Linked DNA regions of Homo sapiens: all the other regions are linked to region 2. Evidence: chromatin loops called from intact Hi-C (ENCODE). Cell type or tissue: dorsolateral prefrontal cortex. All regions are shown on one strand. Region 1 overlaps OPCML (opioid binding protein/cell adhesion molecule like). Region 2 overlaps OPCML (opioid binding protein/cell adhesion molecule like). Region 3 overlaps OPCML (opioid binding protein/cell adhesion molecule like). Region 4 has its middle 5.1 kb from the start of LINC02743. Region 5 has its middle 10 kb from the start of SPATA19.

Region 1 (5,000 bases), 80 kb after region 2:
AGGTAGACAAGCGTGAGGAAGGTGTTCTAAGAACTGAGTAATAGCATGGACAGGAGCGTGGGATTTAAAGCTGTGAGTGGCAGCTGGCAGAAAGATAGTCTATTTGCAGGGATAAGTGAGGCTGGCAGGACAGCTTAGGGAACAGTTACAGAGGATCCCGAAGAGTTCTGTCAGCTGGCCGATATTGAGGTTCACCACATAATGGAAACAGTGCTTAGCATTTCCCATAACTCACATCAAATGGAGAAGTTTGAAATATATACTGTATTGTAATTTGATTATTAACTGAGGAAATGTATGTGTATATGTATATATAATCTTGAGTGGGATATACTTGTTTGTATCTCCTACCCTCAAGAAACACAATTCTACGCATATCTTGGGATTTCAATGCATCTATAACCAAGTATATGAATAATATTTTGACACAGAAGAAAACAATGCTGAAAAACAGCACAACCAAAACCATTTTCAAAACCCAGCACAGTGCCTGCCTCCCGGTACCCTCCAGTGACACTTTCCTTGCTAGATCAGGGATAACCACAACAAGTAACAGGTAAGAGAGGCAGTCTCTGTCTTTTTTTTTTTTTTTTTTTTTTTTTGTATAAAATGATGCTACATAGATCTTTTGTATTGACCACTTCCTCAACCACTGAAAGGAGGGACAGGGATTTTCTTTTTCTTCCAATTTGAACACTACTCAGTTCACTATCAACCATGCCTAGATCTTGGCAGGGCAGGGGTAAGGGAAAGTGCATGCAAATTGTCTACACTGCAGAAAAGATGAGAAAGAGAGGGAGAGAAAGAACTCTCACTAAAGGGGTGTGATGGCCTCACAGGCCATGAAATGGGCGATATCCTTTGAGACGTGCAGGACAAGGCCCAGAAGCAACAAGAAGGCACTCTCAGGGCTGGTGAGCAGGCAGCGGACTTTGCCCTCCACGTGCCCCAGAATTTTGCTGTGCGGTTTCATTAACATGAAGATAAAATGGAACGTGGCTGAGTTACAGCAACTCTAGCTCATGTTTGCTTAAAAAGAAAATAAAGTTCTGTATCTCAATCCATCTTGCTTTGGCTGGGGGGCCGGCCAGGTTCCCGTCATGTCAGTGCTGGCAGTGCAGGGAGAGAGGGTGTGGATCTGGGACTGCCGCTGCCGGCTTGTTTAGAAACATACACACTGCCGGCCACATCAACCCGATTTGGTGGTAAACAGGGGTGCCGTTCATCATGACAGTGTCCTCATGCAAGAAACTTTGCAGTTACAGCCACGAGGGAAGAAAGGAAAAGGGTCCCTGTTTGTGTCAGCCGGAAAGATAGCAGAGGCTAGCGTGTTTCCCCTTCTGCTACGGGCTTCAGCTGCTCCATGCATACACGGTTGTTTCCTTACCAGAAATCCCAGATGAATCTATTTCACCAGTATGCCTACTGAAAACCAAGAAATCCTTCATAGTAGCGAAACGAGTGTTTCAGACTCAGAAAAAAGAAAGCCAGAGTTTGAATCTTGACGCTGCTAGTAACCAGCCTTGCGGTTTTGACCTTGCCACCTTGGGCCTCTGCTTACAGTGTATGAAATGATAAGAAAGGCTCTCCTAAGGCACGACGTCATTACAAAGATGCAATGATAACATAGGTAGTGTGTCTGAAAACTTTTTAGAAATCACTTTCCCACTGTGAGATGACATTGGTGCAGTTAAACTTTATTTATTTGTGTGCCAGGTCTTAATATGTTTCTTGTGTTTCCGTTTCTCTTACGAGCCTTGCCACTCTCATTATTTCAGATGCTAGGCAAGCTGGACAGAAGCTGAGCATTCTCTAATTTGGGGGCAGCATGTTACACCACAGCACGTGTTCCTGCATGACTGGTTTATAAAACATTCCGAGACTCTGTGGAAGTGTTTGCTGTGACGACCTTAGGACAAAAATTGCATAGATAGAAAATGTAATAAATCTGAAAGTTTAATCCTGGAGCACATACCAGGAAAATATGAGGCAGTGCTCAAGAGTGAAAATTGTTCTCTCACCCATCCCATGAAGAAAGCAAAGGCTCATTCCTACCAGACAGGAAGGGGCATGTTCATAGACGTTTAAAAGGCAGGAGTCATTCAGGAATAATAGTTTGTTTGAAAGTTACAGACCACTGCAATACCTCTTGAATGAATTTCTTCCTGACAATCTCAGTATATGGTGTATACCACAGCCTCTTCTCCGTCTTTCTGGCTGTCTGGACAGCACCCTCTAGTGGTTCCTTTTTCTCCAAACATTTCAGTGTGAGTGTTGCAGGAAGGACTAATTTCAGAATGCTCTCCCACCCACTTTTTAACTTTAGCAGTGCAAAGAGGTGTTCCTGTCTCCTTTAATTCCGCTATAATTATACTGGACAGAGAAATAGCAGCTGCGGTTCAAATGAGTAGGCGCCATTACTCCCTCCCAAATTTCATTTTACTTTTGCTCACACAGCAACCCCAACCAGACTTTCATTAGAAATCTCTCATACGGCTTTTGACTTAGTGTTTCTGTGTTATGTGGATAAATTCTCTCCTGTTAATGAACTGAATGAGATTGTCCCTCCCCCTCTACCAATAAGGGGTTGACGTCTTACACGCAACATTTCTACTTAAAATAGAGCAGCCATTCTGCCTATTTCACAAAGGGCAGGGCTTTGAAGCCACCCACGGCATGAGCTAACTTGCTCCTGTATTAAGTGACCTTATACCAAGTCACTTTTAAAAAGTTGCTCGGATCAGAGCAGCCACAGTGCAGTGCCCTCGAGTTCCCCTTGCCTGCAGCTTCTGTGCCTCAGATGGTAAGTGGCAGAAAGACAAGTGGCTCTGGGCAAGTAACAGACCCTCTGAGCCTTGTTTCCCAACACACCCACCCTTTCCTTATCTGTAGAATGGAAACTATGATGCCTCTCTTGCGGGGTCAGTATGAGTACTAACTTAGTGCCTGGAACTGGGGCCATCAACAAATGTTTCTCAAATGAATGAATAAATGTTCTTGGTAATGTTTTGGGCACCTTGTCAGTGCTTTGAAAAGCCAGCTGGTACTCTTACCCTGGGAAAATGTCCAAGGCCATGAGATGGGAAAGAGCTTCGAGTCAGAATGATAGATTCAGGTGCCATCACTCGAGACCGCAGGTAAGAGGATTCATTTCTCTAAGCCTCATTTGAATAACGAGGACAATTCCTTCCTTGTAATTATGTAGGGATGACAGACATTAAGGCACAGAGCCCAGGAGCTGGTATGCAGTCAGTGCTCTATAAATGTTATCTCCTGTTCAATTTATTCCTCAATAATTCCAGGTGTAAGTTAAAGGCGCTCTCCTAGACCCAAAGTCAGTAAAAGCAAGAGAATTATTCTTCTGCCTTCCCTGTACTGAGGGGATTGTATATTTCACCAGGATTAGGATCCCTTGCCTTACATAAAACATTGACATAGAATTCCAAACCAAACTGCATCCTCTGGAACTCTGAGTCCATTTGCTTCCGATGAAACTGTCCCTGAGGGGAGAAAAGAGTCTTTCAAATGCTTATTAGAATAGCTGGAAAAGCTCCTTGGATGCCTAATGTTCTTAAACAGCATTTTAATGATTTAAGGGTAAATGAACTAGAAACCCATGGATTTCATTTCCCTTGAAATACATATACATTTAAAAATTAAGGGGGAAGGTACTCAGAGCAAAACATATTTGTGATTTGGTCACAGCCAGAGCACTTACAGTGAGCCGAGCCACAGTCCAGCAAGCTGCCGCGCAGCCGCATGGCCTCAGCTCTCTGCTGGGCTTTGCAGAGGCTTGGTGTAGGCAGATGGTCTGTCTCTCCAGTCGCACTGGGACGAGGGTTTTCCTGTGCCAAAGCTGAGGTGCTGAGGCTGTGCAGAAAGGCCTTCTGCAGGGTCACGCTTGCTCAGACCCAGGGACTCAGGTATACAGGGTCTGGAAGGGCCCCTCCCCTTCATCCAGAAAACTCTGCACCTTGGCTGCAGCAGGAGCCTCCTGGAGACCCTCCCTGGCCAGGGACCCTTGTTTCAACGAAGGGTTCCTTTTCCCTGGGCCTGGACAACCCAGCTCCTCTGGGTTTGCAGAGGAACTCATTCCCTCTTTGTCTGTAAGCCTAGGGCCTTGATACTTCCCAAGTTTTCAAATATTTTATATTTTCTCCTAGTTAAAGGTCAATTGGAATAAATTTCCTCCAAGTTCTTATCCAATTAACATAATGGTCTTTTCCCCGAGGGTGGAGGCTGTGCCCTCAGCTTTTTGTTTCCTGTGTTTTACGTTTGTTTTGTCACACAGCATCAAGCAAAAGGAGACCCAAGCTGTGCGCTGGCAGGCCCTCTCTCCTCCCCAGGCTCTTGATTACTGGTCTATTCTTGAAGCTCACTTCACGTGTTTTCTCCAGGATGCTTTTTGACAACTCCAGACCACCCTGGTCCCTGGACCCTGAAATCCCACACAAGAAGAATCTGACCTAGGACACCACAACCGCAGAATACCTCAATAAAAGCAATTGAAGACTCAGTGGGATCCAGCTGTAAGGCCAGCGGATGCCTCGGTGATGAAGACAATGCCTCTTCATCTTGAAAGACTTAGCGAATGCCTATTCTGTGTCAACTACTATTCCACAAACTCCATATTCACCCATTCACTCACTCACTGGATTCATTAATTGTCAGATGCTGTGTTAGTCACTTTTATATGAAAGTCACTCTGTTCTTTTAACCAGCAGTAACTAAGCTTGCTTTGGGGAAAAAAATATAAAAACATTAAGGAATGACCAATGCCTACAAGATCCTCACAGTTCAGTAGAAGAGTCAGTGCTCTAAATAAATTCTTAATAGTAACTAGCATTTCTATAGTAATTCCTAGGTGCTAGGAGCTGTTATATGTCCCTTACATGCACTAGTTCATTTACTCCATGCAATAGCCAGGTAGTAGTAAGTGCTATTAATATCCACATATTCTAAATGACGGAACTGTGACATAAAGATGAGATGATCTGCTC
Region 2 (5,000 bases):
TGGTGAGAGGACCAGTTTCAACATTATATCCACAAACATAAATTGGAAGTGTTAGAATTGGAAGGACCCGAAGCCGAGATAATCAATGTAGCTATTCCTTGTAGGACACTCCTGCAGCATCCCAGTGTGCTCCTGACTTCAGGGTGACAGGCGCATCTGATGTCCCTGGTGGAGAGGGGAGGTATACCCATCCCTTATATTTACAGGACTTGGTGCTTCCATCTGGAGGGTTAGGGCTCTTTGAACAGTTAATTCTCCGTTTCCTTTGGGATGTCAGCCCCGTTGGTACCACCTAGCAGACATCTCTGAGGATGCGGCATCCTGCTGATCATTTAAGTGAACGCCTCCTCCACTAGATCACAGATTCCGCAACTTAGGAACTGAGGCTGATGATTCTCTGCTTTCCCAATTCGTAACCCAGTGTGTGCTACAAAGCACAAGCTCAACGAATATGTAAGGAATTCGCAAGTGGCTGAGCGAATGAATGAAGCGCTCTTACACAGGACTGTATTTGGTGTTCACAGCTCGTCTTTTGTTTTCCACATCCTGAGCTGGAGTAGATTGACTTCTCTTCTTGAGATGACAGACGGAGGCTTCTATCACATTCTCCCTTTGGATAAGCCCAATAGTGTATTAAATGCACTCCTGCTCTAGGGGGATCCTGCTACTGGACCTAAGCACCTCCTCTTAACCCCAGGGGGAGGCTTTGTGGGGTACATCAATGGTACTCATCACCCAATCCAGAATCTCCTTCTAGAAGGAGAAACTGAGGCCACAGTAAACATCCAGCCCCCGCCGTTCGAATGGCAGGTGAAGCGCTGGCAGCGCCCCTCCCCGCCCCTCTCCGCATACAGCCCCCACCCTTCTCAGCAGCCTTCAGCCGCCAGCGTGTGCTGTGAGGCCCTTTCTCTTCCAGGCATCTGTCCCTTGCATCCCAACGGGAGCGCGGTCCCCTGGGAGGCGTCCCTCAGCAGCCCCGGGAAGTTCTGTCCCTGCTCCCGAGTGTGCCCAGAGTCCTGCCGTTTCCTTCTAGCGCGCGTTCTTTACTGGCGCCATTCCTGCTGCTAAGAGCCCTGAGACGGCCGGGGGTGACCCGGGCCCAGAGCAGCTCCCGGCTCAGGGACCCCTCCCCAGGCCAAGGGCAGGACAAGCCCGGGCCTGGGCCTCCGCCTCGGCTCCCCTCCAGCCTCTAGAGGAGCCCCGCGTCCGCACGACCCGGGGTCCTGGGCCACTCCGGGAGCCCCTGGAAGCCACCAGCTCCCGCGCTGGAGTCTTGGGGCCTTGGGTAGGCGAGCCGGGCTCCACCCGGCTGGGGCAAAGGGAAGGCCGGGTCTGCCCAAGGCAGAGGACCCGCTGCGCCGTCCCCTCCCCACCCTCCCCTCTTCCCCTCCCCCGCACCCCTCCTCTCCTCCCTATCCTCCCCCCTCCCCATCCTTTCTCTTCCCCTCCTCCCCATCCTCCCCATCCTCCCCTCCCCACGCTCCCCTCTTCCCTTCCCCACCTGCCACCCTCCCCTCCTCCCCTCCTCATCCTCTCCTCCCCCTCGCCCATCCCCCTTCCCCTCCTCTCCTCCTCATCCTCTCCTCCCCCTCGCCCATCCCCCTTTCCCCTCTTACTACCCCCGCCCCACCCCGTTCTGCGCCGAGTGGCACAGCCCTCGGCACGGCACGGCCCTGTCAGCTACGAAGCCGGGCGAGGGGCTCAAGGCCCCTCTGGAGACCGCTTCTCCCCCGCGGCCCGTCCCGCCGCTGCGGACCCCATGCGCGGCCTCCCCGCCCCGGCGCCTGGGCCTCCTCGCGGCCCGGGCGGGGCCCACCAACCCGGAGAGGTCGCCAGCCTGCAGGGTGCCGGGGGCCCCTCCGAGCCGACCTCGTCCCAGGCAGACGCGCTGCCCGGAGACCGCCGCAAGGGGGCGCCAGGGGCCGGGGCGGACGTCGCGCCAGTGCCTCGCCGGGACCGCACCTCGTCCGCGCGGCCGCCAGAGGGCGCCCGTCAGCGCCGGAGCCCGCGGCGGACGCCCCAGCCGAGCCCAGCCACTGCCTGGTGGAGCCACAGGGCACCCGCCCGGAAACACCGCCTGCGCCCCGACGGCACCCGTGTGCGCACCACACTCACATCACACACACCACGCACACACACGCACACACACACACGCACACACCCCGCCGAGCGGGCCGCACAGTCACTGGGGCGCCGCTCGCTTTGCTGCCTTTCCCGCGGGTGCACTGAGCGGCGGGAGCGGGAGCCGCGGGCTTTGCCTGAGCCGGGCGCGCGCTGTGGTCTCACTCCCAGACCCGACCCCTCTGAGCTGCCCCTCTCCGAGGCCCCGCGACCGCATGCGTGTGTGCTCCCACTGCCCCAGCCTGAGTCCCGGATACTGGTGCCCCTGTCTCGGGTCGCTGGCTGCGGAGAGGGCTGGCCTGAGGGAGCCAACCCCACCCCACCCCAGCCTGGGAAGGGCCAGAGAGGGGCCAGGCAGGGCCCCGGAAGGCTCGGCCCATGCATCCAGCGTGCCTGCTCCCAGGAATTGCACCTGGATTGTTCCAGCCATTGAGTGGATAAATCCACATCTCAAAGCTGGATTCAGTTGCATGTTCGCCACTTGCAATGGAAAGAGACCTGGCACTCCATTCATACTGGAACAGTTATCTTGGGTTTGGAGTATTCTGCAGGATATTCCTTTGGAACACGGCCTCGCCACTGGGGAGAGACCACATCTCCAATAACGGGAGGCCCATGTGGAATGCCAGATGCCCTCCAGACCAGCCCAGGATCCCACATGGGCTGTGAGCGCGAGGACAGGAAGGATTCGCTGCACGGAAGGTTGCGGAATGACGGGATGATGAACTTGGTAGATGTCCCAATCCTAAATGTTCTCTCTTTGAATTCTTACTGTGTGAAAAATTCATTTGGCAATTAATCATATACAGCCTTGTGACATCTTTTCTGTTATTGTCTGGAATTGTTATTTCAATCCTTTGTTACTAATTGACTTTTTGCATGCTCCCGCCTCGTCTCCCTAACTAGATGGCAAATTCTTTGAGAGCAGAGACCTCTCTTGACATTTTTTTTTTAACTGGCAAGCGGAGACTGTATTGTGCATTGTACCTACCCACAGAAAAGATCTGTAGGGCAGGCCTTATTGGTTTCATTTTATAAATTAGGAAAGTAACTAATGGTAATAGCTCCTCCAGGAACAAACAACTAGTAAGTGGCAGAACCAGCATTCATACCTTGGCAGTTCTCCAAAGCCCACCCCCCAGACACCTGCACAGGGCCTTGCACACCCTGCGCACTCCATAAACATCATTTGGTTCTTATCATTCTCAACCATCAATGTTTTAAGAAGGCTAATTAACATCCGATGAAGGTCAATTTTCAAATTCAAGTTTCGTTGTTTAGTTTCCCAGAAAGAGGTGTTAAGCTTCAGCTGAGAGATTCAGCTTCCACAAAGAAAACTTCATACCAGGGAGGCAAATATTGACGCAGGCATCTCTTGAGGGTGTCTAAGTTTGAAAACAAAGCACTTCCTCCTTTAAAATGAAATTGAAGGATATTCGGCTTGGCTTGGAAGCCAATCTGGGGTCAGGCAGCACATCACTGGGAGGCGTATTGGGGCGCTCCAGGCAGTCGGACAGATAGGGCCTGGCCTGATCAGAGAGGTCTGGCCCCAAGCCCAGCTCTCTTGCTCAGCCTCATGGGGTCTCCATGTCCTTCTGCACTGCGAGTATGAGATCACCTGTTATATCTGTGGTTTTTATAATGTAACTCCCATCATTTCTATTTAAAACCTTGCCATTTTTTTTTACTTAGAACTCAAACTCAAATTCAAGCATGAGTGAGCATCTACCATACAATATAGATTTATTATAAGAACCATGATATAAAAATACTGACATCAAAAGCCTCCACCATATTGTTCATCTGTTCAAAGTCCGACTCTGCTTTCATTACCTACCAAATAAAGATTAAACCATGTATTATGTCACTCAAGGACTGAAATATCTCATTCCTACTTACTTTTCTAAGTTTATCTCCTTCACTTTCCGTTTATGTAAAATCCAGCTAAATGGACTCCTTTATTTAATGTTGAAGTTCATCCTTCCATTTAGATCCCACTTCCTTCATGCCTTTGCCTGGAAAAATATATTTATGTCTTCACTGATTCATACAACCCAGTGCATTTCATGAGTAGCTGCCTACTATGTGCCAGACATGGGGCTCCACAGTAGAACTACAGATCTGCCTGGGATTGACAGAGTTCACACCCTGTGTTCAAACGCTTCTCTTTCATGAAGTTTCCCCTCATTACCTTCCATACACAATACCTCCTTTCTGTCTCTGCCACAGCCATGTTACACACAGCTCTGTGTTTTAATTAGCTGTGTGCATGCCATTCCCCACACCAGACACTAAGCTCTTTGAGATCAATGGTGGTGTTTTCTTTATCTTTAAAGAGGATCCCTTTGGTACCCAGCACATAGAGCAAAAACTATTTGTTGAATTGATTTGAAAGAGCTTTCAATGCATTTGGCAAGACAAACCTTACCTAGCAATTAACTAAGAAGGCAGTGGTGTAGCCTGATGAATGTAATTTATATTCTCATACAATAAAGTACCAAGGCATATGTTATTGATGAGAAAGGAGTGCTATGTAACAGAATGTTACATGAATTAAAGATCTTACAGACCAAAAGAAGGTAAAAGTACATGTGCACCTCAAAGACAAGTCGGAATTTTGACGAAGGTCTAAATAGGCATTCTAGGTTGGAAAGAACTAGAAGAGAAGAGAGACTTCTTGGGTTCTAGTGTATATCTGATCTGAGAATGAATTATAAAAGTAGAAGGCAATCTAGGAGATCATGCGTATGTTAAATCTGCAGTAGCCAAGTCATCTCTGGAAGCTAGTTGAATTGTTTAATTAACCTGTCGGTTCATCTAATATCTAACTCGGCTCCTTCCTGCTGCAGTTGAAATCCTTCTTTGCTTTATTCCATCCT
Region 3 (5,000 bases), 74 kb after region 2:
AATTATCAGCATTAAAAAATAATAATAATAAAAAAGAATAGAAGTAAAAAAAAACAGTATCTTAACAAGCTGCCTGAAAATTACAGAGGAACACCACTTATTAGGAAAACAATTCAAGCCCATTCGAGGGAAAATACTATCAAAATATGTCATGAGCAGTTGAGGGGACATTGGGAAGTGAGAAAGAGTTCAGACTGAGAGGTGGCCAATAGAAGGAGAAGGAAAAAAGAGGAGGGAATGTGAAGCCTGAGAAAGGAAGAATAGCGAGGAGGATAGTAAAATGCTGAGCTTTGCAAAGATGAGAATCAAAGTTTCTGTGAACGGAAGACACGGCTCTGCATTGCCTTGAATTGCAATTTTTCTTATCTCAGAGAACTTTGCACCAGAACCGTTGCTTGTGTCTTTCCAGAAGAGTGATACAAGATGGGATTAGAGTGCAACCTGTTTATCCTATTCCTGGGTTAGTGTAGATTGCTGAGGATTTCCACAGGAGGCACACTCTGAGTATGTACTTGAGGGGAAATTCACCTCTTATGCTACTGGGAAGGTCTCTTAATGCCAGAGCAGAGAACTGGAGGAGGAGGAGGAAATACTTGCTAGTGAAAACCAACAGTCTGTGAGAGGAGGGACTCTTTACTTGCCTCCATCCCTGCTTTCATTTTACTGTCTTGAATGCATCACCTTTTCTCCTTTGACAGAGAAATGTTATGAAAGAGTGGTCTACATTTGGAGTTCTCTTTTCTCACCTCCCTGTACCCTTCATTCCGTCTATCATCTGCCTTCTGCTTCTACTGTAATATTGAATCTGTCGAGCTCTGAAGAGCTCTAGTTTGTAAATTTCAAAAGATCATTTTTCACCACCCGTCTCCTTCTTAGGGATCATTCTGACCACTCTGTCCTCCAAACACTTTCCTACCTTGGCTTCCGTGAAACCAGCTCCTGCAGTTTCTCCACCTTTTTGGCCATATCCTTCCTTTCATCTTTCCTGGGCTTCTACAATTCCTTGCATGCAAAGGCCCCCAAGCCTCCTTACTTCACCCGCATACCCAGCCCACACCCTCAGATTAACTATGCCGAGCAGGCTACTATATATAATCTATACATCTATATGTCTATATCCATATCTACATGCAGGCCAGAACTCTTTTCTGAACTCAAATTTATTCAACTGCCTACTTGACATCTCCGCAGATTTAAATTTACACCTACATCTCCTCTCTGAATGCCTGCTCCTGGCTCATTCCTCCTCCTCCAGTCCCCATTTTGGACACAGCTTTCCATCTACCCACTTTCCAGAATCAGAATCCTGGGGACCATCCCTGCTCACCTCTTCCTCTCACCACCCATATCCAAACTATTAAAAGATCCTGACCTTTGTACCTACTGAGTATCTCTCAAATCACCCTCTTCTCTAGTCCTGTGTCTTTTTGCAAGGTCGGGATCTTATTTCTTATTTAACCCATCGGAGAGCAAGACACTCTGCCACCAGTATTCATTTCTCACCAGTCCATTGTCTTTGCCGTTAACGAATCTTTATGAAAGGCTAATCAGATCTTATCACTCCCCTCCTTACACAATTTTTAAAGTCATCCTTTGATCTTGAGGATGAAATCCCAATTTCTTAGCATGGTAAACAGAGCTCCCATTTTTATACGATCCTTATCTAATCCCCACCCTCTTACAACATGCTATAGAATGACTGCCCCCTGCTTACTCAACATGTTACCTGGACCCTTCACCCTGCCTATCTTATTTCAAGATCCTAGCAGCCACCTGGAGGCACAGATTTCTACGGGGTTTTTCTTCTCTATCTAGCCAACTCTTCCTCAGCCTAGGTGACTCAGTTTTACCGCCACTGTCTGTGGGGAGGGCGAGCCCCTTCCTGACCCTTCTCTATGTTCCCAGAATTCCCAGAACCTACGCCAAGAGACCAGCCAGCTGAGCACATGCATTCCAGTCATCTCTATTTGCTCCTCTCATCAGGCCTCTAGGCTGAGACTTTCTGGGGAGCAAGAGCCATGTTTCTGCATCACCCCTTAGTGGAGAATCCTCCTCATAATAGGAGCTAATGAAAAGTTGTTGAGTTGTTCATAAAATAAAAGTAATATGTAACAATTTACCACAAGGCTACCTATAAAGAATTATGAAGAAAATCCAATGTTTATTGCAAAGGATGTCTATTAAATGGTGTCCCTTGGGTAAATGTCTATTTGGAATCCCCACAACAGAAAATCTACTTCTAACTAAAATTAAAAATAACACCAAGCAAGCAGAACAAAAAGTAGAGTTTCGTTTTGTTGTTGCTGTAAATGAATTGCCTGAAAACCTGAGTAAGACACCTAAGAGTTTCTCTCTTGCTGGAGCTGGACTAAGAACACCTGGAAACCCTGCCTCTCAAACCCCCTCAGCAGCACTCACAGCAGCCTGTTCCCTGCTCACCCCACACGTTTCAGCTCATGAAACCACTTAAGAAATGCATCCTTACAGCCACGGAGATACGAGATGCTGGGCTCCGGCTACATTTGCACATTTGCATTCTGCTTATCAGGTCACCCAATGGCAAAATCTTCAGAGGGAGCCGGCAATTTCTCCCTCATACTGAAGCTAATGAGCAAAATAGCTCTTGCTGAAGGACAAGAAAAAGTCGGCGCGCACACGGTGTACTGCGGGCACCACGGGCAGGCTGTCATCATTATGAAAAACCATCACAAGACCTTACAAATTAAAAGCTGCGGATAAAACTTTTGCCCTATCGAGTTTGTAAGGAAGCATCTCGCTGTTCATCAGGTCCAGGCAGCTGCAGTCGGAGCTCTCCCAGAATGCTAGCAGGGCTGGGCTGCCTCCTGCAGGCTCCCAGAGGGGACACAACGTCAGCTGTCAATTTCTAAGCAAAGGGAGATTGTTTTATACCCATTTTGGGCTCTCTCTTCATATCCAGGCTTGACTCACAGAGTTGACTTTTATTACCAGGTTAATCACCAGCAAGCTTAGCTGAGGAGTTATCAGCAATGCCCATCCTTCCGCTTTTTCTCAGCTCCCCTCTCTGCCACCCCATCTCCTTGGTTAGCAGCTTCCTGGGCTTCTGCTTTGCATCTTTCCAACTAGCTCACGGAGGGATAAAGGAAGCTCATTTCAGAACCAGTCATCAACTCCCCCTTTGGATCAAACTGCAAGTGAAAATTGTACCCATCTGTCTAAACAACTCAAGGAAAATGGGACCTAAATTGTCCAATTTTGGTGTGTCCACCTAGCCTGCTAATTTAATTTTACTTTCCAAAAATCTGAGACCCCATACTACCTCCTCTTCTGCGTTGATGCAAGAAAATGAGCAAAGAAAAAATGCACATCTCCAAAAACATATCATTCTGCTTGCCCCGGGGGGCACTGGTTATACAAGAGGCTGCATCTCTGGGATCTGTATTCAGGTCTCTGGTGAGGGCCAGCAGGAAGTGCAGAGCCACAGAAAATTGAAAAATAATAGGGGAAAGGAGAAACAAACATTTCAGCTTTGTCTTCAATGTGCATTTGGAACTTGGCTCTGGAAAAAGATAAGGGTGGAGAGATGCATTTCCCAGCAGTGGCAGGTGCTTGGCTCTATTTGGGGCTTTACCGACAGGGGCTGGATTGTTGGACTTTTGCGTTCTACGCACTCAGTTCTAGAAGGTGTGGCAAGTCCCTTCCCGTACCGATTCCTGAAATGAAGTCCTCTTCCCCATACCCAAAGATGGTTTGTGTTTCCGAACAAAATATAATGAGAGGCTTAGTTGAGAAACCCAAAACAAAGCAATAATCTCATCAAGTAAATGATAATTATAAGGAAGGTGTCAAGAATACAAATACTATATTCCTATCTCAGATTCATTTCTAAAAATAAGATCCAGGGCCAGGCATGGTGGCTCACGCCTGTAATACCAGCACTTTGGGAGGCTGAGGCGGGAGGATCACGAGGTCAAGAGATAGAGACCATCCTGGCCAACATGGTGAAACCCCATCTCTACTAAAAATACAAAAATTAGTCAGGCATGGTGGCGGGCGCCTGTAGTCCCAGCTACTCAGGAGGCTGAGGCAGGAGAATCACTTGAACCTGGGAGGTGGAGGTTGCAGTGAGCCAAGATCACGCCACTGCACTCCAGCCTGGTGACAGAGTGAGACTCTGTCTAAAAATAAAATTAAAAAAATAAAATAAAATAAAATAAAATAAAATAAAATAAAATAAAATGAAAATTAAAAAAAATTTCTAGGAGGTATGAAAGCCCCTCATTAGAAAGGGGAAGGAAATCCTGAAGAACCCCTCTCAGGGAGGGCTGACTGCTTTCCTCCTGTCTGGAGGGGGCCATTCGTACCACCAGCGAGGGCAGAAATGTGGTCAACAGCCTATCTCCCATAGTTGATTTGAACCAGGCAAAACAGTGACACCGATGAATTGCACACTCAGGTGGCATGTTCCCTTCATCACAGGCTTGTTAATAAGATGAGTGAAATCACTCTCCAGTTCCTGAAATGATTTGGGAAGTCTTTCCTGCCTTTTCTTCTCTCTTCTGCAAAGCACTCCCAAGCTAATGGAAAGTGAAATAAGGTGGTTTGCTGATCCTGAGTGAGACTGATAAGATGCGGGGTTTTTAGAAATCTTCACGACCTAGGCATCTGAAAACATGTTAGCCCATTCTCTGCATCCCGACAAGCATTTCTGAATGGGATGCTTCATTCCCATGAGGGCTCTGCCCTGGGTTCTGGCTCCTGTGGAAAGGGAGAGGTCAGAGGTCCCTGGGGCACGATGTATGCCTCAGTCAGGACAGGTTCAGTTATGATCCGACAACAAGTGGCCCTAAATGTTAGAGGCAGTGGCAAGAAGCTATGTGCTTCTCACTCACAAGGACACATTCTTCTGTCCCACAGGGTATTTGCTCTGCACCAAGACTGACAGAGGGGCCACTAAATGGCAGATTGTCAATCTCACATTAGAGGGAAGACAGGGATGCAGTGAATAATAAAATTTCTGC
Region 4 (5,000 bases), 730 kb after region 2:
GCTGAACTGTGGTAGAATACAGGGACAGAGGGCCACTGAATGAGGCTCACAGCTGGTGCAGAATGGGAAACCCAAGGCCCCTCTACAAGGGGAGACATGCCCACGTGAAAGCCTGCCAACCAGAAATCTGCCAACTGTTTTTCAATTTGTTTTGTGTTCCTCAGTTTCCTTTTCAGGTAGGTCATATATTTAAAAACTGATTTTCATTTGGGAGGCGGAGGCTGGCGGATCATGAGGTCAGGAGTTTGAGACCAGCCTGGCGAATATAATGACATGCTGTCTCTACTAAAAATACAAAAATTAGCCAGGTGTGGTGGCCATGCCTGTAGTCCCAGCTACTCAGGAGGCTGAGGCAGAAGAATCACTTGAACCTGGGAGGCTGAGGTTGCAGTGAGCCTAGATCATGTCACTGCACTCCAGCCTGGTGACAGAGCGAGACTCCATCTAAAAAAAAAAAAAAAAAAAAAAAAAAATCCCTGACTTTCAACTCACAAAAAACATTAAAAAGTGGACAAAGGACATGAACAGACACTTCTCAAAAAAAGACATACAAGCAGCAAACATATGAAAAAACGCTCAGCATCACTGATCATCAGAGAAATGCAAATGAAAACCACGGTGAGACACCATCTCACACCAGTCACAATTACTATTATTAAAAAGTCAAAAAATAACAGATGCTGGCAAAGTTGTGGAGAAAAGAAAACGTTTGTACACTACTGGTGGGAATGCAAATTAGTTCCGCCCCTGTGGAAAGCAGTTTGGAGATTTCTCAAAGAACTAAACATAGAATTACCCTTTTACCCAGCAATCACATTACTGGGTATATACCCCCCGAAAAAAATTAAGCATTCTACCAAAAAGACACATGCACTCATATGTTCCTCACAATACTGTTCACAACAGCAAAGACAAGGAATCAACCTAAGCACCCATCAGTGGTGGATTGGATAAAGAAAATGTGGTACACATACACCATGGAATACTATGCAGCCATAACAAAGAATGAAATCATGTCCTTTGCAGCAACATGGATGCAGCTGGAGGCCGTTGTCTTAAGCAAATTAATGCAGAAACAGAAAACCAAATACCACATGTTCTCACTTGTAAGTGGGAGCTAGACACTGGGGACTCATGGACATAAAGATGGAAACAGTAGACAGTAGGAGCTACTAGAGGAGGGGGAAGGGAGAAAGGCAACGGTTGAAAAACTCCCTCTTGGGTGCTATGCTCAGTACCTGGGCGAACGGTTCTGTTGTACCCTAAACATCAGCATCACATAATATACCCTTGTAACAAACCTGCACATGTACCCCCAAATCTATAATATAAAAGAAACCTGATTTTTTTCGGATTACTAAAGCAATATAAGCAATATACATTCTCAGCAAAAAGGAAAAATTAAATACCAATTACCTATACTCTCCTCCAGCTCCTGAGATAACCCTTGTTTATATGTTGGTGTCTACTCTACATTTCTTATATATCTATATAATAATTATGGTCACAAGTTCAAAATCATAATGTACAATCTATTTGTAACCTCTTTCCACCCAAAATATCATGATCACTCTTCTTTGTTGCTTGTGTCTCAATCAACACTTATTTATGATAAATGAAACTCACTAAAACTAGATTCGGCCAGAGGGAATCCATCAGATGACTCAGGAACCTCACAGAACCCAAGAAACGACAGCTGGGACACAGGCTAGCACTGGGACGCCTCCCTGACACCCCAGGGCATGGCGTCCTCTCACTCTATCTGCTCAGCAGTGCCATCTCTGCAGCCCAGGCCCCTGCTTCTGTGTGTAGCAGCAGGCAGCGGCTGCATAGCCCACCAGATCCACTGGGCTTATCTCATCCTAAATGCAAAACACCAGCCTGCTAAACTCCCAATTCCAAATGCCCAAGGTCCGTAATCCGGCTGGCTTGGTTTGTCATCTCTACATCCTTGAAGTAATCAGCCATGGCTGGCGGGAGTGGGAGAGGCAGGGAATTGGTGTGCCAGGCCATTAGAGAAGTGGACTCACTTACAAATGTTATTTACTATTCCTTCAAAGGATATGCCAGGAAAACAGCTTGTATTAGTCAGGGTAGACTAACTGCTATTTACAGAAACCCCAAAGGCTTATTTCTTGCTCGTATCCCAGTCTACTGTGGACCAGTAGGGATGATTAGGAGCAGGTGTGGGGGTCAGGAGGGTCTGGGCTCCTTCCATCCCTGGCTCCCCTATCTTGTAGGGTCTTAGAGTCCTCTAGTGGACCTTTTGAACTCAAAAACTTAATCATGTCTGATCCATTTGCTTCCAGGCAGCTCCATTTGCAAAGCAAACACTCTCAAGATTCTTTCCTAGACATAATTCTAAGATGTGCTTGATTTCGTTGTCTCCTCCCTTACCTCCCACCTCTCTTGTTCTCAGCGGCTGTCTTGAGACTATGTGGAACAGTAGGCTTGAATGGGACAGCTGCATCCCAGTCTAACCTTCTGCTACAGGATTAAATCACTTTCTTCAATCGAAACATGTTATTGGGTCTCTGTCTCAATGCTTCTCAATCCCATCCCTTACTGTTAAGGAAGCAGCCAGCTTTTCCAACCCCTCTGGGGCAGACTGGATTTTCCCAAAACGGGCCATGGCCATAACAATCTTGCCAACGCCACGTGTTCTCCCAGAGCCTTGACACTCAGCCCACCATGAGGTGGAGCGTGATTCCCCTTGCTCTGCATATGGGCTGACCTTAGTGACTTGGTAATAACAACTGACATCAGGCAGAGGTGACACCACCTGACTGCCGAGACCAGGTGGTAAAGTGATAGAACTTCTGCCTGGCAACCCAGCCACCACGCTGTGAGGAAATTCAAATGAACCCACATGGGGAGACCAAAGGGAGAAGTCTATGTGGACAGGCACTGAGTCTCCAGGCAACAGCCAGAATCAGCTGCCAAACACACGAGTGAACCAGCCTTCTGATAATTCCAGTCACCAGCTTCAAGTCTTCCAGCAGAGCCCCAAACATTGTGCAGCGGGGACAAGATGTCCCTGCTGTGTCCTGCTGGAATTTCTGATGCACAGATGCCAGGAGTGTAAGAAATGGCTTATGCACTAAGTTTTAGGGTAATTTGTTACACAGCAATAATAGTTGGAACATGTTTGAGGCACCACACTTTTGCATTCTTCTTACTCCCTTTTTATATTACTTTTAAATCAGCTCATTATTTCCTAACTTCCTTCTTCTTGTGATACTTTGCCAAAGGCAGACAATAGAAGCCCACCACACATAAATATACACACACTGCTAATGTTCTATTTTCTAAACACTTCCCCTAGTGCTAAAATCTCAGGCACATGGTCTCCCTTCCAGATCATCACTGTGAAGTTCTACCAAACACTTTGCCACAACAACACAGGGCTTGACAGCCTTCCAGCCTCCTGGATGTGTCTCCTCACCACCCACAGCCTGACTATTAAGCCAATATCCCATGTTTTAGGCATTTCTATTATGGAAGCACCCACTTCTGGCATCAATATCTATATTATTCTGGGGAGACTAACTCCGGTAGCTAAGAATCCCATCATTCAATGGCTTAACACTATAGAGTCTTGTGGTCATTCATATTGTGATCCCACACGTGTGGGAGGGTCACAGCTCCCACACAGATGTCTTCTGTCTGGCTGATTCTCCATCACCAGCGCTCAGCAGCCTCCCCTGGGTCTTGTGCATCCTGCCAGTGTGGAGGATCACATGGTCAGTGCCTGGAAGTAGCACGCCTTACCTCAACCCACATTTCACTGGCCGCAACTCAGTCCTGTGGCCCCACACAACTATAAGGAAGGCTTATGTCAGCTGTGCCCCTGGGAAGAAGAAATGAGTTTATGAGCATCTAGCCATCACACTTCCACACTGCCCAAAGCAAGGCTGAAAGTCCAGTCACAGTAATATCACGCTATGTCTCTTCCCTAACTGTCCCCGTCCCAGAGTCCCTGCTCTGTGGGAGCCAGGCCTTCCCAGCAGCTCATTCCTAGGGTCTTGCTCAGGCTTGTCTAGATACTACTACAGTGGTATGCAGAATAGTGTACCAGCAGAGACAGCCACGTGCAAACCCCCAGACTCTGTGCATAGGTCACCTAGCATGGCAAAAGGGACTTTGAAGCTGTAAGTAAGGTTAAGCACTTTGAGTTATCCTGGGCTGTCCAGATGGGCTCTGTCTAATGACATGAGTCCTTAAAAGCAGAGAAACCCTTCCCGGCTGTGGTCACAAAGGAAGATGTGGTCAGAGAGATGCAAGGTTGCCAGCTTTGAAGACAGAAGAAGTGGGCCATGAGCTGAAGAACTCCAGAAGCTGGAAAGGGCAAGTGAATGCAGAAAGTGAATCCAGAGTGGAACACAGCCCTGCTGACACCTTGACCTTAGCTCAGCTGGACTTCCAACCTACAAAACTGTCTGATGATAGGTTTGTGTTTTAAGACCTCAGTTTGTGATCATTTGTCATGGCGGCAATAGAAAACTAATACAGCCAATGACTGCTCTTGGCGATAAATTCTGAGCCCCACACTTCAACAACAGAGAGCCCAGGGCCCCAGTAGGAATATACCTCATGTTCACAAACTAGCTTCTGCCAGACTGTGGCTGCCTTCTCCACACCCACGGCTCCACCCCTGTTCTCCTTACTCCCCTGCACCCAAAGCCCTGAGACTCAGGCCACCAGCCCTAAGGAGGCACTCTGGGCCACCCAGTCAGCACATGCTTGTCTCAGAGCCCTTCCCTGCTAAGCTTGGCCTCCGGCAGAGCAGCAAGACCGGAGGCCAGCCAGGGACAGCGTGTGCTCTGCCCAGAGGCCCTAAACCCAGAGTCGGCAGACCCAGCTGCACAAAGACAGAGGGATACACTGGTGTGTCCTACACGTGACCATGGGAGACACGGCTCTGGGCAGTGCTGGTCAAAATATGACAATGTGGCCACCATTCTCCCTACCACCCTCAACAACTCCCCTCAAGAAAGGGG
Region 5 (5,000 bases), 750 kb after region 2:
GGCAGCTGCGGGTGTGGACTTTCTGCACTCACCGCCCGCCCCGCGAAGTCCTGCCCTGTCCTCCCCACCGCGATCAAACCCACCGGTTGGGGACCTTCGGGCTGCGGACCTTGTTGTGGTCCAGAGGCCCAGAGAATAAGCTCGAAGGAGGCTGACGGGGGAGGGCAGTGGCTCCGGGAGCGAGCGGGGACGGGCGCTGGGCTGGGAGGGGGACGCGGGGCTGCGGGGGATGCGAGGCTGGGGGGAGGAGCTGGGAGAGGAGCCTGGGACTGCGGGGAGGGGCGGCGGGAGGAGCCCGGGGCCACAGTCAGGGGAGCCTCGCGGGCGAGGAGGGGGAGGGGGAGGGGGATGGAGGGTGCGGGGGTGAGGGAGGGGCGCGGGGTAGGGGGTTCAGGGGTGCGGGGGTGGGGGAAGGGGTGGGGACCCCGAGCCGCCCGGTGCCCCGCTCCGGTTCCGGCTGGTTGCGGCGAAGTTTCCCAACTCGCCGAGAGCAGCTGCTGCCTTCTCTTGCGTTTGTTTTTCCCCTCTCGGGATGGAAAATGAATTTCGAGCATCGCTGCGGAGCCTGCCAAGTAATTGGAAAACATGTCGAACACTGCGTCTGGCTGCCGGGCGGAGGCGGGGTGGCCTCCCCGGTCGAGGTTCCCGGTCCCTCAGGGCAGGGTGGTGCCGCGCCCTCCCCAGGCCGGCCCGCGAAGGGAGAAGCCGCAGAAGCCTCTGGGCGTCGGGCCGGGGGTCCCTCGGGCCCGTGGATGACGTGGGTCAGTGGCCGAGCGCTGCAAGCCGTCGCACGGTCGCCTGGTGGTGCGGGCGCCTCGCCCGCCCTGGCCGCTGAGCCCCGAGAGGGTCTGGGCTCCCGTGGGCCACCCCACTCCGCGGCCGCGCGGCGCCCTGATCGCGCGTCTCAGGCCCCGCTGGAACCCGGGGCCTCCCTGCCCGCTCCACTCCTTCCCGCGGCGCACCCCCGCCCTCCGCCTGCCCCTGCCCTGCTGGCCCCCCGCCAGGCAGCCTCTCCCGCATCGGAGACCACCCGCCCGGTTTTCATGTCCCGGTTTGGCTGGGTGTCTAAACTCCGCCTCTCGGGATGGGACAGAGCCCCACCCCACCTCGCAGTGGACACCCCAGGACAGTGGCTTGGTCTTCACAACACTGGGTGCGGTTCATGGAGCAGCACCTCGCATTGCTCCCTGCAGTGACCCACGCAGGAGGCCGCCTGCCCTGGTGGACGTGGGCACACCCTCCCTGTCTCTCTGGTGTTCCCGAGCTTGACTCTGCCTGGACGAGTCTGTCTCACATGAGACCCCCCTGTCTCTGTCCAGAATTAACAAGGTCCTATTAGGAAGTGACCTGCAAGACAGAGACAGGCCAGCACCGCACATTGCCACCCCCACCAAGCAGTCCCTTGATAGACCTCCACCTGCGGCCTCCTGGACTGGCTTCCCGCCCACCTGCCACCCCCAGCTCTCACCTCTCCCCTCAAAGGATCCATGACCACAAAGCCTTGATTAGTTCTTTCAGCTCCATTTAACTACACAAATGGCTTGGTCACAGCTGACTGGTCCCAAATTTGCCAGTGATTTTCTTTTAATTTACCGTAGCTCAGTCCCCCTGTAATACAGGTAGAGGAGGCATATTTGTTCCCAAACTCCCCTCCTGGGGTTAATCATGCACAGAACAAAACTCCATTTGAGCCACTTAATGATTTCATTTCCACCCTAGGTTTGATGGAGCTGCGGCTATAATACTAATATGGGTCCCTCTCTCCCCAAACTCCAGATGCGCGCGAGAGACAGACAGTGGGAGCCTGTGGGTGACTCAGCCATTCCTGTCCGGCTGCTGCCCTCCAGCCCCTTCTGCAAGCCGTGTGTTCCCCCTCTTTTCCTGGGCCCATCTTCTCTCCCCTGGGAAGCCAGACCTGACCAGCGTGGTGCTCTTCCATGCTTCCTCCCCCGGGTCCTCTGCCAGTTTCATGGGGTTATTTTGCACCCACCTGTCACCTCTCAGCACCTGACCCACCTCCCAGCCTCTTCTCCTGCCATTCCTCCCACCACACCCCCACCCACCATACCGGCATTCCAGACATTCAGACAGCCAGGCCCAGTTCCCTAACCCTCCTCCATCCTTGCGACATGGACTGGACTTTCCCTTTGCCTGGAGGACCTCTCCTTGGTTGTCAGAGCCTGGCGAAAGCCTCTAAAACTCTGCTTAAGCATCACTGCCTCTGGGAATCAGCTGACAATTTTTCTCTCAAGCAGAGAAAACCACTCCCTTCTGTGCTCTACCATTTATACCCTTTTGGCTTATTTTCACACAATATTTCATTATTTGTTTGCAGTCAGCCCTTCTACCCATTTGAGCTCCTTGAGAACATAACAGAACATTCACCTGGGTATCCTCACACAGCACGGGCCCAGTGCTGGGCATAAATGCTCCACAAATGTTCTTGGAAAGAATAGGTGCTATGTGGTTCAGGCAGGTGGATGTGAACTGTATTCATAACAACACGAAGACACTCAGAGGTGCTCCATCTTCAGAGGCTTCCCAAACGGTGCTAAAATCTCTACTGGCCCAGCCTGCAGGAGCTGACTCAAAGGGAAGGCCAGGTCACCGTCAGGAAATGTGGTTTTTGTGTGGAAACGTCACCATCTGGTGGTTTCTAGTGAAACAGCTTCTCAGCTGCAATAGTGGAGAGAGAGGGCTTCCTCCCTTTGCTTGCTTCCCAGGGCCACTAAGTTCAGAGAAAGGTGCTCCCTGCAGCAGCACCATGGGCTCTGGCAAGCCAAGCACCGCTCCCTGCCTTCCCAAGAAACCTGAGTGAGCGTTTGGAAGGGCACAGCCCCCTCAGGGCTCTGAGGAAGGCCGGCTTACCTCCTCTCCACCCCTCTCCTCCGCTGACATCCAGGCTGCAGCTATTCTCGAGCAGGCAGGACCCCCTTTCCAGCAGCCTGGGCTTGTGCCACTTCTCTGCCTTCAGTGTTCTCCAAGCTTCCCCTGGACCCAGGCCCTGTGTGTCCATCACCACTGGGATATCTGATGGGGACCCAGACTCAGGACCCAAGTTGAACTGATTTCCTCAACTTAGGCCCACCTACCTGAGCTAATGGCAGCACCATCCCCCAACTGTGCCCCCAGGACCTTTCTTCTCCCCCACTCCAGGAGCCATGTATCGCCAGATCGCCGCTCCCATCTCACACGAACCTGCCACTGCCCAGTGGATCCTTCCTGGGCTCTCTGCCGCCGTCCTTTGGCACAGCCTGTCTCCACGTGTAAAATCACTTCCTGCTTTAACATTCCTGCACATCCTGTTTCCTGTCTCTGCTGGGATAAGGCAGGATCCTTAACCAGGTCTCCACTTGCCACATGGCCCAACCGGCCTCTTGACAGCCTCCCCCATGCCCCCTCTCACTCCCTCTCTCCCATCTAGCCAGAATAGGTTTTTGGTGTGTCCATGAAGCCAGACTTCTCTCCCCTCTCAGAGCCCTCTCACTTGCTGCTGCCCAGGGCTGGCTGCTCTCCTGCCCCTCTGCCTGGTTACCTCCTACTCATCCTCTACTCCCTCGCCCTACCTTACTGGAGCATGCAGGCAAAGGGAGGCTGGGAGGGAAAGGTGGTGGGGAGAGAAAGTCCAGGTGTCCTGGCCCCTAGGAAGAGTGGGGCAGGGGAGGAACCTTAGCCTCTCTCCCTTCCTTGTGCAGTGTCTGGCAGGTAAAGCTCACCACCAACAACAACCGAATTGATCCTTCACCCAGCTCTGCTGGAGAGGGCAGGGGTTAAGGACACTGGCTCTGGCATGAGACCATTTGGATTCAAACTCTGGCTATGCCATTTCATGGCTGGATGACATCAGGAAAGCTATTTAGCCTCTCTGGACTGACTGTCCCTCATCTGTAAAATGGGGATGACGATTTTAAAATAGAAATCTAGGTTCTCTTCTCTGAGTAAGGCAAGTTCCCATTATATGTAAGACTTCACCTTTCAAGTAGTTATGAAAATTGTGACTCACAACTAATGAGTTTGTGTAAAATTCATCTGCCTCATCAAAATGAAAGTTCTACCAGGGCAGGGACCAGGTGGGTCTTATTTATTGCTGTATTCCCAGGGCTGGTCTGGGGTGCACACACAGCATAACAAAGTGGTCAAGAAAGCCAGGCTGGGGTTCTAGCACTCTCCAGTCACCAAAGTGACTCTGGTCAAGGTACTTAACCTACGTGTTGTGTTATCTCCTCTCTAATAATAATACTAATATCTATGCCAAAGCCTGCTTGGCTTAGTGCTTGGATACATTTCAAGTCCTTGGATAGGACCAGGCATATAGAAAGTGCTCAGCGAACATCAGTGGTCATTCTCGTGGACACTCAATAAATACTTCAATAAGACTTCCGGGTTCTAGTTTGATATTTAAAGAGCTTGGAAGTCATCACTCTCATCCTAACAATAAGAACTGAATAAATTGAAAATCAACAACTCTTCTTAAATCCCTCAGAGAACTGAGCTCAGAAGGCAAACCACTGACCTGAAGACTGGAAAGGCAGAAAGTTGGATACAGAGACTCACAACTTACTGGACAGAAGACCAGGCACACAAAATTCCACAGGAAACAGTGCTGGGCAGGAAAACCTAAACTACCTAAACTGTAACTGACAAATTGCTGGAGGCTAAGTGTGGACAATGTTGACTATTAAAAAGTCCAGGGCCCAGTCATTGGGGGGATCCCCACACTTTCATGAGTTTTGCCTTTAGGAGCTCTACTAGCTCCTCACAATGAAAAGAGAAGGGGAAAGTAGCCATTTTTAAATATGTCCAGAGCATTCTGTTCTCCTTAACAAGAGCCCACCCTCAAGGGAAACTATTTTGCCAGGGCCAAGCCAGCCTGGGAGAAGGGGAATACCCAACTCCAGACCCTCCCCTCTAGCCTTCCTGTCTTTCCTAAGGTCAATGAGGGGGGAAGCTGAGAATCACACAGAAAGGTCACAGCCCAGAGGGAAAGGCTCACTAAACAC

What was found. Hi-C counts contacts between places; a loop is a spot of excess contacts. Peaks named below come from ENCODE experiments on the same cell type or tissue, not always from the same donor. Only the 100,000 strongest peaks of a DNase experiment are listed, where the experiment ranks them.
Region 1: it touches region 2 in a loop (4-fold over the local background); 55 of 110 quality-filtered maps call a loop at or near these places.
Region 3: it touches region 2 in a loop (9-fold over the local background); 55 of 110 quality-filtered maps call a loop at or near these places.
Region 4: a loop joins it to region 2, with 4 times the contacts of the local background. A loop is called at or near these places in 9 of 110 quality-filtered maps.
Region 5: it touches region 2 in a loop (9-fold over the local background); 70 of 110 quality-filtered maps call a loop at or near these places.

Annotation. Positions count from the first base shown.
Region 1 is chr11:133,161,409-133,166,408 of GRCh38, forward strand. All of the region lies in intron 1 of OPCML (opioid binding protein/cell adhesion molecule like), which reads right to left. Among named protein-coding and RNA genes, the nearest start is that of OPCML-IT1, 200 kb to the right of the region's middle. In dorsolateral prefrontal cortex, a CTCF peak has its summit at 2,232 (motif pointing left); a DNase peak (open chromatin) is centred at 3,794; H3K27ac peaks cover 654 bases.
Region 2 is chr11:133,081,005-133,086,004 of GRCh38, forward strand. All of the region lies in intron 1 of OPCML (opioid binding protein/cell adhesion molecule like), which reads right to left. Among named protein-coding and RNA genes, the nearest start is that of OPCML-IT1, 280 kb to the right of the region's middle. RefSeq lists a silencer at 1,809-2,168. In dorsolateral prefrontal cortex, CTCF peaks have their summits at 1,972 (motif pointing right) and 2,173; a DNase peak (open chromatin) is centred at 1,997; H3K4me3 peaks cover 857 bases; H3K27ac peaks cover 728 bases; H3K27me3 peaks cover 1,220 bases.
Region 3 is chr11:133,154,539-133,159,538 of GRCh38, forward strand. The region is part of intron 1 of OPCML (opioid binding protein/cell adhesion molecule like); the gene reads right to left. Among named protein-coding and RNA genes, the nearest start is that of OPCML-IT1, 210 kb to the right of the region's middle. In dorsolateral prefrontal cortex, a CTCF peak has its summit at 2,831 (motif pointing left); a DNase peak (open chromatin) is centred at 2,792; H3K4me3 peaks cover 749 bases; H3K27ac peaks cover 1,035 bases; H3K27me3 peaks cover 1,172 bases.
Region 4 is chr11:133,812,937-133,817,936 of GRCh38, forward strand. No RefSeq gene overlaps it. Among named protein-coding and RNA genes, the nearest start is that of LINC02743, 5.1 kb to the left of the region's middle. In dorsolateral prefrontal cortex, no CTCF peak of the experiment used is centred here; DNase peaks (open chromatin) are centred at 2,945 and 3,415; H3K27ac peaks cover 1,202 bases.
Region 5 is chr11:133,832,732-133,837,731 of GRCh38, forward strand. It overlaps a transcript of SPATA19 not described here. Among named protein-coding and RNA genes, the nearest start is that of SPATA19, 10 kb to the right of the region's middle. In dorsolateral prefrontal cortex, a CTCF peak has its summit at 2,635 (motif pointing left); a DNase peak (open chromatin) is centred at 2,610; H3K27ac peaks cover 474 bases.